Regions from separate parts of the Homo sapiens genome. Here region 1 is linked to region 2. A link is an interaction called in ENCODE POLR2A ChIA-PET data of the cell type or tissue named here. Cell type or tissue: A673. All regions are shown on one strand. Links, peaks and the distances in the headings refer to the core of each region. The heading gives the core; the rest is flanking DNA.

What was found. Peaks named below come from ENCODE experiments on the same cell type or tissue, not always from the same donor. Only the 100,000 strongest peaks of a DNase experiment are listed, where the experiment ranks them.
Region 1: POLR2A ChIA-PET joins it to region 2 with 5 read pairs; 2 of 35 experiments call an interaction of 5 or more read pairs at or near these places.

What each region holds. Positions count from the first base shown.
Region 1 is chr6:131,215,839-131,221,231 of GRCh38, reverse strand. AKAP7 (A-kinase anchoring protein 7) reads right to left here. Exons shown (of 8, transcript NM_016377.4): 7 at 1,424-1,571. Among named protein-coding and RNA genes, the nearest start is that of AKAP7, 83 kb to the right of the region's middle. In A673, for the core only: no CTCF peak of the experiment used is centred there; no DNase peak of the experiment used is centred there; H3K27ac peaks cover 2,565 bases.
Region 2 is chr6:131,460,638-131,466,030 of GRCh38, reverse strand. No RefSeq gene overlaps it. Among named protein-coding and RNA genes, the nearest start is that of ARG1, 110 kb to the left of the region's middle. In A673, for the core only: no CTCF peak of the experiment used is centred there; no DNase peak of the experiment used is centred there; H3K4me3 peaks cover 92 bases.

The sequences.
Region 1 (5,393 bases), core at 294-5,293, 240 kb after region 2:
TTGATCTTCTATCTAGACCACTAAAACTTTTTCCATATCAGCAATAAGGCTAATTCACTTTCTTTTGATTTGTGTGTTCACTGGAATAGCACTTTTAATTTCCTTTAAGAACTTTTCCTTGGCATTCACAACTTGGCTAACTGGTACAAGAAGCCTAGCTTTCGGATTATTTCATCTTTCGACATGCCTTCCTCACTAAGCTTAATCATTTCTAGCTTTTTTTTTCTTGCATGTCCTTCCAATGTATCATTTCTAGCTTTTGATTTAAGGTAAGAGATGTACGACTCTTCACAGGGGAATGAATGGCTGTTCGGTGGAGCAGTCGGAACACACACATTTATCAATTTGGTTTGCTATCTTATATGAATACAATTCATATGGTGGTGCCCCAAAACAATAACGATAATAACATCAAAGATCACTGATCACCATAACAGATATAATAATAATGAAGTCTAAAATACTGTGAGAATTACCAAAATGTAATTGACACAAAAAGAGCACATGCTGTTAGAAAAAATGGCCCAGAAAGACAATTGATACAGGGTTGCTACAAACCTTCAATTTCTTAAAAATAAATAAATAAACTGTCTTTTTAAGGCAATATCTGTGAAGCACAATAAAGCAAAGCACAATAAAACAAGGTATGCATGTATTTGTCTTCTTTGAGTATTTTCATGTTACTTTAAAAGCATATAAATCAGGTTGTCTTGAAGTTCACAGTTTTAAAAGAATAGTGTCTGGTTTGAAATAATAAATCTGAATCACAACAGAGCTGGCTGCTTTGAAATACGTTCACATTGCAAAAAGTGGAGTATAGCTCTATTCTGGATGAAAGATCTCCCTAAGTGTACACACTTTCCACCTGGAAACACAGTTTTATATGAGTCTGTCTCATCTCCTGCCATCTGACAGATGCATTTATGTATGAACCTTATGCCTCCCCTCAAAACATCTTTTTTAGGGAAGAAAGTGAAGTTTTCAATTTTTGCAGGCCACCTATATTTTCTCTTCTCAAGGTGAAACTTTCTGGCTGGAATCATTTTATTCGTAATTACAAGCAGCAAATACAAAATGCCAGTTGTGGAAGGTCATGGAGGCCTTCCCTGGAGAAAATGTTTTCTTCATGTTCATGAAATAAAATTAAATTGAAATGATTTCTAAATCAATATTTCCAGACTTCATTATAATTATATTTAAAGCCAGAAGTATAAAAACTACAGGTAGTAAAGTCTTAACTGATCAATATAAATATGAAAAATGCTCTAGAAAATTTTCAATGTATCATTGTCAAAACATAATATTTAGGAAAGTATATCATTGAGAAAAACGTATACAACTAAGTTTAAATATTTGCCAAGATAAAAGTGATGCCAAAAAAATTAAAAATAAAGATAATAAATAATTTTTAAATGACACTCACCAATCACAATGGAAGATTCACAGTGATAATAACCATTACTTTGTTTTTTCTTCAGCATGGAGCAAAGATCTATGCGATATAATATTTCTTCTCCAAATCTGTGACTGATAAACTTTTCATATAAATCAGGATCTATTTTTTTCACTCCCTTGAAATGAAAAAACAAATCAATCAATCAATCATTTCACCCATGCAGCCAGTTCATAACTACATCACTTTCTTTGAACCTGATTATTACATTACTACATTGTTACACCACTGCCTACTGGCACTTGAAATGGATATACAACAATAAAATTGTTGTGAAGTTGTTTTTCAAGTCTCCCTACCTAGAAGGAGTTGTATTAAAAAACCATCAATAAAGAGTGTTAGGTTTAAATTTGGCAGTTTTCAGAACTTCATACATTTTAAGCTCCAGAAATAATAAAGTATACTGAGTTAAAATGTTGAGATACCAAGGAAAGACTAATCATCTCCAACAAAAATGGAGAAATGGATAATTTTTTTTTTTTTTTTTTTGAAATGGAGTGTCACTCTGTCACCCAGGCTGGAGTGCAGTGGCGCGATCTCGGCTCACTGCAACCTCCACCTCCAGGGTTCAAGTGATTCTCCTCCCTCAGGCTCCTGAGTAGCTGGGACTACAGGCGCGTGTTACCACACCTGTATTTTTTCTGTCACCACAAAAAAATATTTTTTGTAATTTTAGTAGAGACAGGGTTTCACTGTGTTAGCCAGGATGGTCTTGATCTCCAGACCTCAAGATCTACCCGCCTCGGCCTCCCAAAGTGCTGGGATTACAGACGTGGGCCACTGCGCCCAGCGAAATAGATACATTTTTTTAAAGTAAGGTAGAAAAAATAAAATACTATAAATCTTTAAAAAGTAAGTTGGATCTTAACATTTTATAGTGGAAAAAATGCCCTAATAAGATGGAGGTAATTTTTAAATTTCTTATGTAAGAATCATCTGAAAGACAAGATTACTTGAATTGGAGCAGGGAAGTCAGTGGATCTTCCAAATTCTTCTCTATCTGCTCCTCCTTACTTTCAGTGTATTTTCTTAGCAGAAACAGCTGGTTGTTGAAAAATTACAGTGGGATGCCCTTGGTACCTCTGTAGTTCCCCAAAACATGGGAAAGAATATATCTGCCTCTGCTATACTATACAATGGCCCTGCAACTCAGCCTCAGAGTCCCAAAATACAGTCCATAAGATTAAAGTAACTAGAATATATATTTTCTCTTTTCAATGACAAAAACTTATTTAGAAAACTAGTTAATGGGAAAAAATTTATAAAAGCAAAAATATTAAATCACTACAAACTGCCACTGCTATAATTTTATGTGTTTAGTTTTTCCTTGCCAACACAAAGTATATTTTTTCTCTTCTATAGAATGTGGTTGTTCCCTGAGTACTATTTGATAACCAGCTTTATATTTTCAGCAAATATGCTGTGTCATAATATAATAATATACAGATGTGCCAAAATAATATACAGATGTGCCAAATATTTTTCTCCATAGTACTTCATTGCATGAAAGTCTCATAATTTATTCATCCAATTATTTACTGTTGGACATTTAGGTTGATCTTAATTTTTAATATCATATTAAACATGTTTCTATTGATGCATGTTTTTGTTCAATGTCTAAAACTGGACTCCTAATCTCTCCCCCTTACCTCAAAGGGTTCTGTGGACTAAGTAAGTCCATTTATAAAAGTGCTTAAAACAATGAAATATAATAAATTATATAGAAACACACACATACACACAGTCATTATCATTAGTGAACTTTATGTAATAACTTCATTCGAGATAACATTTCAAGAATAAAAACATTCAAAGTAAATGGAAAATGAGCAACGATTCTTGTCTTCTAAATGCTTGTGTGTGTGTGTAGGGGTGTGCAGGTTGGAGAAAGTCATTCCTTCAGACTGGAGAGAAGACTGGCAATAACACAGCAGACAAATAAGAACCTTCAATTTTCAAGAAACCAGTGCAGCACCGACTAGCCACTATTGCTATAATCTTCACTTCCGTTTTGTAAAATGTCATTTTTTAAAGAAATAAAACATGAGATTGACTCTAATCTTCTAGGCTTATTAATTTAATTTCAGCAAAAGGTAAACGCTAACTGTTTTGCAAGAATTTTTCACAGATGATTTCCAACATGAGTCTTTAGGAGTTAATTTTTACTAGCAAGTGAAACAGAATTAATTCCTTAACTCATAATTTATAGAGAGAGCTATGGTTCAAAAAGGCATGACGCCTTTTGAAGGCACCGAAATTATATGTCCTGATCAGAAAAATCTTCAGTAATAAACAACCTAGAAATAGCTAAGCCTCTGCATTGTCTGATATATATCACAATTTCAACATGATCGTCATTCTCTGGAGAAATTTTTTGTTTGGCAATATATTTCTTTTCTGATAAAATTTATCTGAATTGATCTCACCATCCAGCTGCAGCAGGTGGCGTTTTCTTTCATACTAAAAAAAAAGGAAGACTATGATTCTGAGGAAATAAATGGGACCTCAAAAGTGGATCATTTAGGGTAAGCCTAAGAAGGGACCTATTTTCTGAATGAATCCACTGGGATGGCAAAATAGTTTCAGAAGCATCATCCTCCCAGATTATATTTTAAAGCTAAAAAGGCTGCGTGGTGGCATTATTTTCAGGTTGTGGACCCCCAAAATTATTCTCTGCTTCCCTTCATCATAGGCCAGACCCTTCATCATAGGCCAGACCCAAGGCACTATTACTTAACTATCAATGGAGGTATACAATGTTAGGAGAGTTCAAAAGATATCATGAAAATTGTTAAATTTGATCTATAAAGGCTAAGAGTTAGGATTATTTCACATGTAGAAGAAAAATATGTGAGGTATCTTTAACAAATCATGCTATGGGTGTTGCAACCCTGGAGTTTTGAATATGATTGTTGATGGTCTAGTCCTTAGAAGGTTATTTTTGCCTTAAACCTAACAAGGAGGAGGCATATTTTTAAGAGCTTCATATTTATAATTGTATCCAGTATAAGTGACATTTCAATTATGCAACGTAACATTAGAAGAGAAAATAGGAGGTTAAGTATGGAATATCAGACTTTGAAACAATAAAATAGTGGTAAGAAACGTCAAACAGAAAAAAGTTTTCAAGACTATCTTAATTAATCATTAGAAATGACTGAAGTTTTAACTTATCTTTAGCCTAGTTTCAGTCACAGTTTAGGAAAAATTATCAGCGATGTTCAAATACACTTGATAACCTTTGATACAATGTACCGGGAAACAGGAATTTCATTCTTGGTTGTAACTTGGCACTCAAACAGTCCACTCCAGAGAAAATGCCATTGAATGCATGACGAGTATTTTTAGAATCATCTGATGGCTCAATCTGATAAGTAATGGAAATTATTTACTCAGGAGGCACTCACCATATCATTTACATTTAGCTAAATGATGTGCATAATTTAATATGTACCAAAGAGGGCTCAGACTTACATTACTATGCCTCTGACTCTATTTTTAATACAGGAAGTAGACAGACGGTCACAAAACATGGAAATTCACATTTGCTAATCTCAAAGTGAAAATCATTTAAGATTCTAAAAAATAAGATACACTTATTCATCTTTAATTTCTATGACAAACCTTTTGTGGTCAGAATGGAAATCAATATTAAGAAGGTCGAAACATTTTTGTAATAGAAGATAACTTCTTATTGTTACTTGTTATAGCAATCACAATGTCCATGATGAAAATATAAACAGGCTTCATATAAGACAAAGAAATTATCTGTCCTACTGATAGTAAGCTTGGCATTCCTGGATTTGATTTCTGCTATGTTTTCCAATAGTTTATTGCTGTCATATAAGTAGCTATAAAAGAAATACACATTTCCTGTGATAATGACTTGACAACAAAATTAAGAATGTGATTTAAGAGCCAAACTCGCTTTCCATTTTGG
Region 2 (5,393 bases), core at 202-5,201:
ATCTGTCCCAACCAAAATCCCCCATTCTTATGAAATTTCAAGTGGAATTCCATAAGATGGTATTCCATGAGACAATATCCTTCAAAATTTTTGTGATGGTGTAATTATTCCCTGGATGGTTAAACATCTTTCAACTCTATAAAGATTTAGAATTAAATAGAGAAATGTGTAAGTAAATCAAAACCACAATATTAATGTTGGTGTTAATATTGCACATCTTTCATTTTTATGTACTTGTTTATAAGAATTTAGCCAGTTAGAGCAACAGATTCATACTGTAATTCTAATCTAAAATGTATAATTGAGTAATTAATTTAGACTTGTGATTTCAAAGTGAAATCTTACTAAGTTTACAGTTTTAGCACATTTAAGAGAACTTGTTTCTCCAATATTACGTTTAATATTTTATACTTTTAAAGTACTCTGAGTTTTTTAGTTGTCAGTTTCTGTATTAAAAATGAAATTATAGGCTGGTCACGGTGGCTCACACCTGTAATCCTAGCACTTTGGGAGACTGAGATGGTGGATTGCCTGAGCTCAGGAGTTTGAGACCAGCCTGAGCAACATGGTGAGACCCCGTCTCTACTAAAAATACAAAAAATTAGCTGAGCATGGTTGTGGGCACCTGTAGTCCCAGTTACTCGGAAGACTGATGCATGAGGATTGTTTGAACCTGGGAGGCAGAGGTTGCAGGGAGCCGAGATTGCACCACTTCACTCCAGCCTCGGCGACAGAGCAAGACTCTGCCTCCAAAACTAAAATAAATAAATAAAAATAAAAATGAAATTATATATATAGTTAATAAATACACTTAAAATGTTTGAAAATATCTCACTAAGTTTCTCAAAATAGGACCAAACATTATTTAAAGCTAATATATTTCCTAATTTCAAGTCCTTCCAAAAGAATTTCCTCCTGCCATAGTTTGCTAAGAGCTATTCTAACTCTTTCTCTCCTGGTGATTTATCTGAGAGCTGTTGTTAAGAAGTATGACTGATGACTGCCAAGGGCAAGAAAAAAGGGAAATTCTCCCTGAACAAGAGTGAAGAAGAATCTATTAATTATCAGCAACAGAGACAAGCTCAGCAGTTTCTGAATAAAATAATATTCTGCCTGGAAAACTACCCAGCACCTGTCAGTGCTGAACCACTCGGGAACTTTGAGCATTCACTCTCCCTTGGACTGCTCCACCGCCTCCAAGGAAGTGGAGGAGCAACTCTGCAAACCATGTTCAGGGAGGTCACATGAAGGGAGAAAGGGGCCTGTTGGTCTTCCCCTTTAAGTGACAATGACAATATAAACCCTTCTTTTTAAGAAGAGGATATTGTTAAAACCATGAGAGAATGAGAAGGCAAAAATTGGGTGTAAGGAAAAAGCCAGTTTTTACTAATTCTCGTTCCCTAAACCTATTGGGCTTACTTTTGATACATTTCATTTACACTTATTCAGTATGATCTGATGTGTGTTTGCAGAACATTGTAATAGATTCTGAGAGGTTGCACAAGAAATAGAGAGAATCCTCTCCCCAGGGAACTTGCAATGTGAAAAATATGATACGCACATGGAACAGAAGTACAATGCAAAGAACCATTAAGGGCCGGGCGCGGTGGCTCATGCCTGTAATCCCAGCACTTTGGGAGGCCGAGGCGGGTAGATCACTTGAAGTCAGGAGTTCGAGACCAGCCTGGCCAGTATGGTAAAACCCTGTCTCTACTAAAAATACAAAAATTAGCTGGGCGTGGTGGTACACACCTGTAATCTCAGCTACTCAGGAGGCTGAGGCCAGAAAAATCACTTGAACCCAGGAGGCAGAGGTTGCGGTGAGTTGACATTGTGCCACTGCACTCCAGCCTGGGTGACAGAGTGAGATTTAGTCTCAAAAAATAATAATAATAATAATAAAAGTTTAGAGAGGTGCAGATTGACATATTATATGGATATTATATGGATAGATTAACTGTAGCAGTGCTGAAATAGAAAAGGGTCAACGGATAGAAACATCTGATTTGCACTTTATTTTATTTTAATTTTTATTTATTTATTTATTTTGAGACAGAGTCTCACTCTGTCACACAGGCTGGAGTGCAGTGGTTGATCTCAGCTCACTGCCACCTCCACCTCCCAGGTTCAAGCCATTCCCCTGCCTCAGCATCCCAAGTAGTTGGGATTATAGGCATGCATCACCACACCTGGCTAATTTTTGTATTTTTAGTAGAGACGGGGTTTCACCATGTTGGCCAGGCTGGTCTCAAACTTCTGACCTCATGATCTGCCCACCTCAGCCTCCCAAAGTGCTGGGATTACAGGTGGGATCCACCACACCTGGCCTTATATGCATTTTAAAGGTGTGAGTTTTGAAGAGGTGAATTGAAATGTAGAGGAGGAAAGTAAGTTCTAGGTGTTAGAAATGAAATATTTTTATTTCACGTATATCCCACAATTAAATCAGATTGAAAAGATTACACAAGAAGTGTAAACGTGAAACTATAAATAAATTCTTAGGACATGTGTGATAGATGAAATAGAGGATGGAGATAGATGGATAGAGGACAGAGAGAGAATTTTATGTAAATGTATTCAAATGAGGCCTTCATCATAGTTTCTAACATATAGAAACACTATAAACACCAACCGCTGTTAAGATTCTCAGTGTTCATCCTTGATTTTTGACGTGCATGAGGATTTCTTCAGGGGCACACTACCATGTTGCCTACTCAGTCTTCAACAAAATCTACAGTCTACTGGGGACTTTGCCTGAATGATCACTTACGCAACATTCCCAGAGTTACATTTGAAACCCTGAGGTCTGTTTACAGTAATGATGATGATAAACAATAACAATAATAATGGCTTGTTTATATTTAATGGGTCTTCATTTTGCTCCAGGTACTATGTTAAACATTTTACAAATATGAGTTCCTTTAGTCTTCACAACAACCACATGTGGTAAGCTTTGTCTTTATCTTCTTTTTAGAGGTGAGAAAACTCAGAAAAGGAAAGGCTAAGAAATAGGCCTGAAGTTGCACAGTTAGAAAGTGACAGGCCTGGGTTTGGAGCCCAGGCAGCCTGACTCCAGAGGCCAAGCGCATGGCCATACCTCTGTAATCCTTGACCAGTCCTCGAAATGCAAGACCATCCAGTCACATTGCTTTTTCTACACATTCATCCACATTCCATCCTGAACCAAGCACTTACTGACTTGCTCTCCCAGTTTTCCTCATTCCTTGTCCCTGATTTATTATTCTTTCTCCTCCAAGTCCCAGTTAAGCCTCCTGAAAAAGCATTCTATCTTCACTTGCTCTCCTTCCATTTTCTCTTCAATTTCCTTCAATCTAGTTCTGCACTCTCTGTTCCTCCTCTCTCTCCCCATTTATTGGAAAGTGCTAACACCAAACTCCAACTGGTTCAAATTCGAGTCTATATTTTGATCTTTCTCTTAACATGATACCATGTTCTTCTGAGACTCCTGACTCCCTAGACTTTCCAGGTACTACTCTTTCTAGCTTCCTCTCCACCATCCACTCCTGTTCTGGGTCTCTCTATTGGAAGTAGCCTCTCATTCCCATATGCATCTAGAAGTATGCACCTAGAAATATGGACATATATTTTCCCAGGCAACAGTCCCAACTCTAGTGTTTATCTAAGCTGTGCCTCTTTGCTTCTCATATTTTCCCTAGGTTCCTCAACTCATTTTCCTCTGTACTTCAACTGTCAATGTTTAGCTCAGGCCATGTCTTTCTAATAACACATTTGGATACACCCACTCTCAGGTTCACTGGCAGGTGCGGAGACTCACACTTCCCAGGCAGTCCAGCTCAAATCTTCCCCTAGCCCAGCGGAGCAACAGATGACACCTTCTCTTATCTCACCAGCCTCCCTTTTCTCCACATGTGTCTCAAATATTCACTTCCTCTGAATTCTTTTGACTTTATACAAACCACTATCAGTGTGTGGGTCTAGGATATTGTCTGTGCAGATCCCCTACTTGCTGTGGGAAATCATCCAGACTCCATGGTGTTGTTATAACAGGACTCACCATCTTCTTGCAGATCCACTACCTTGGCCACAGCTGACTGGCCCAAGGGCATCACCTGATCTACAATTGGGCCATAAGAGTTATTCTCCAGTTTGCTTTCTAACTGGAATTGAGGGAAAAAAAACAACAATCCTTCTTGTTATGGGTTGAGTTGTGCTAAGAGTATTTTATTTACTTTCCTCAAATCTGTGAATTTTCCAGTTTTCCTCTGTTATTGATTACTCATGGTAATTGCAAACTTGTGAAATTTGTTGAGACTTGTTTTGTGTTCTAACATATGGTCTATCCTGGAGAATGTCCCATGTGCACTTGAGACAAATATGTTTTCTGCTGGTCTGGGTTGAAATATTTTATATATATATTTTAGGTATAGTTTATAGTGTTGTTCAGGTCCTCAATTTCCTTATTTCTGTTCTGTCTAGTTGTTCTGTCCATTACAGAAAGTAGGGTATAGAAGTATTCAATAATCATTGTAGAACTATCTATTTCTTCCTTTAATTCCATAAATGTTTGCCTTATACATTTTTGGCTTTGTCAGATACGTGCATGTTTTTTATATCTGCTTAATAATGAAGCCTCTATATCCATTCAGAAACTTAAAAGGATCATAGCTTTTTTTTCAAGTTGCTCAGGAATTCTAATAATAGATTGGGTAGCCACATGTTTTACAATTTAGTATTTAACATAATATTTAGGATATATATATTATTTGGCATAATGCAGGGTCTAGAAGCTTTCCTATAGCCAATTAATTCACATAAAGGAATATAGAAAGTTTTTCAAACATGAAAAAAGAATAATTAGGACAATTGAGTGAATTTCTAATCAAGTTTGAAATGAAAATCAATTACAGAAACCCCTACAGAACTTCCTCCTCTGTGAAAATGTTACAATGTGAAATTTACATGTAAACAAAGGATGCTTTGTAAGAAGTACCTCTCACAGTAGATAAATGTTATTTATGTAAACACCTGTCATACTTTTAGTAATTTTGTAACCCAAAAAGTGAATCTTGTATAAAGTATTTTAAAAGTGCATTTTCTAGTTCTCTGTCATTAAAAAGTAACTTCATCTAGTTCCAGGCAGCAAAGAAAAAACATCTGTGCCTTGTGCCTTGGCATTTTCTTTTATAGTGTCCTCCTGCGTAGTTGATCCCCGTGCCCAGATGTGAGAGCTGCTGTTTCTTTAAAGGATGTGGAAGATTAGTTCCCTGTGCTTTTGATGCCTGTCGGAAATTTCAGTACGGTGCATTAAGCAGCTTGAATGAGTCAGAGAATTTTTTAAAGACCCAAAGTTAGAAGGTATAAAACAGCTTTTAAAAAAAGCAAATAAAAGAATATAAGGTCGTATTTGATGT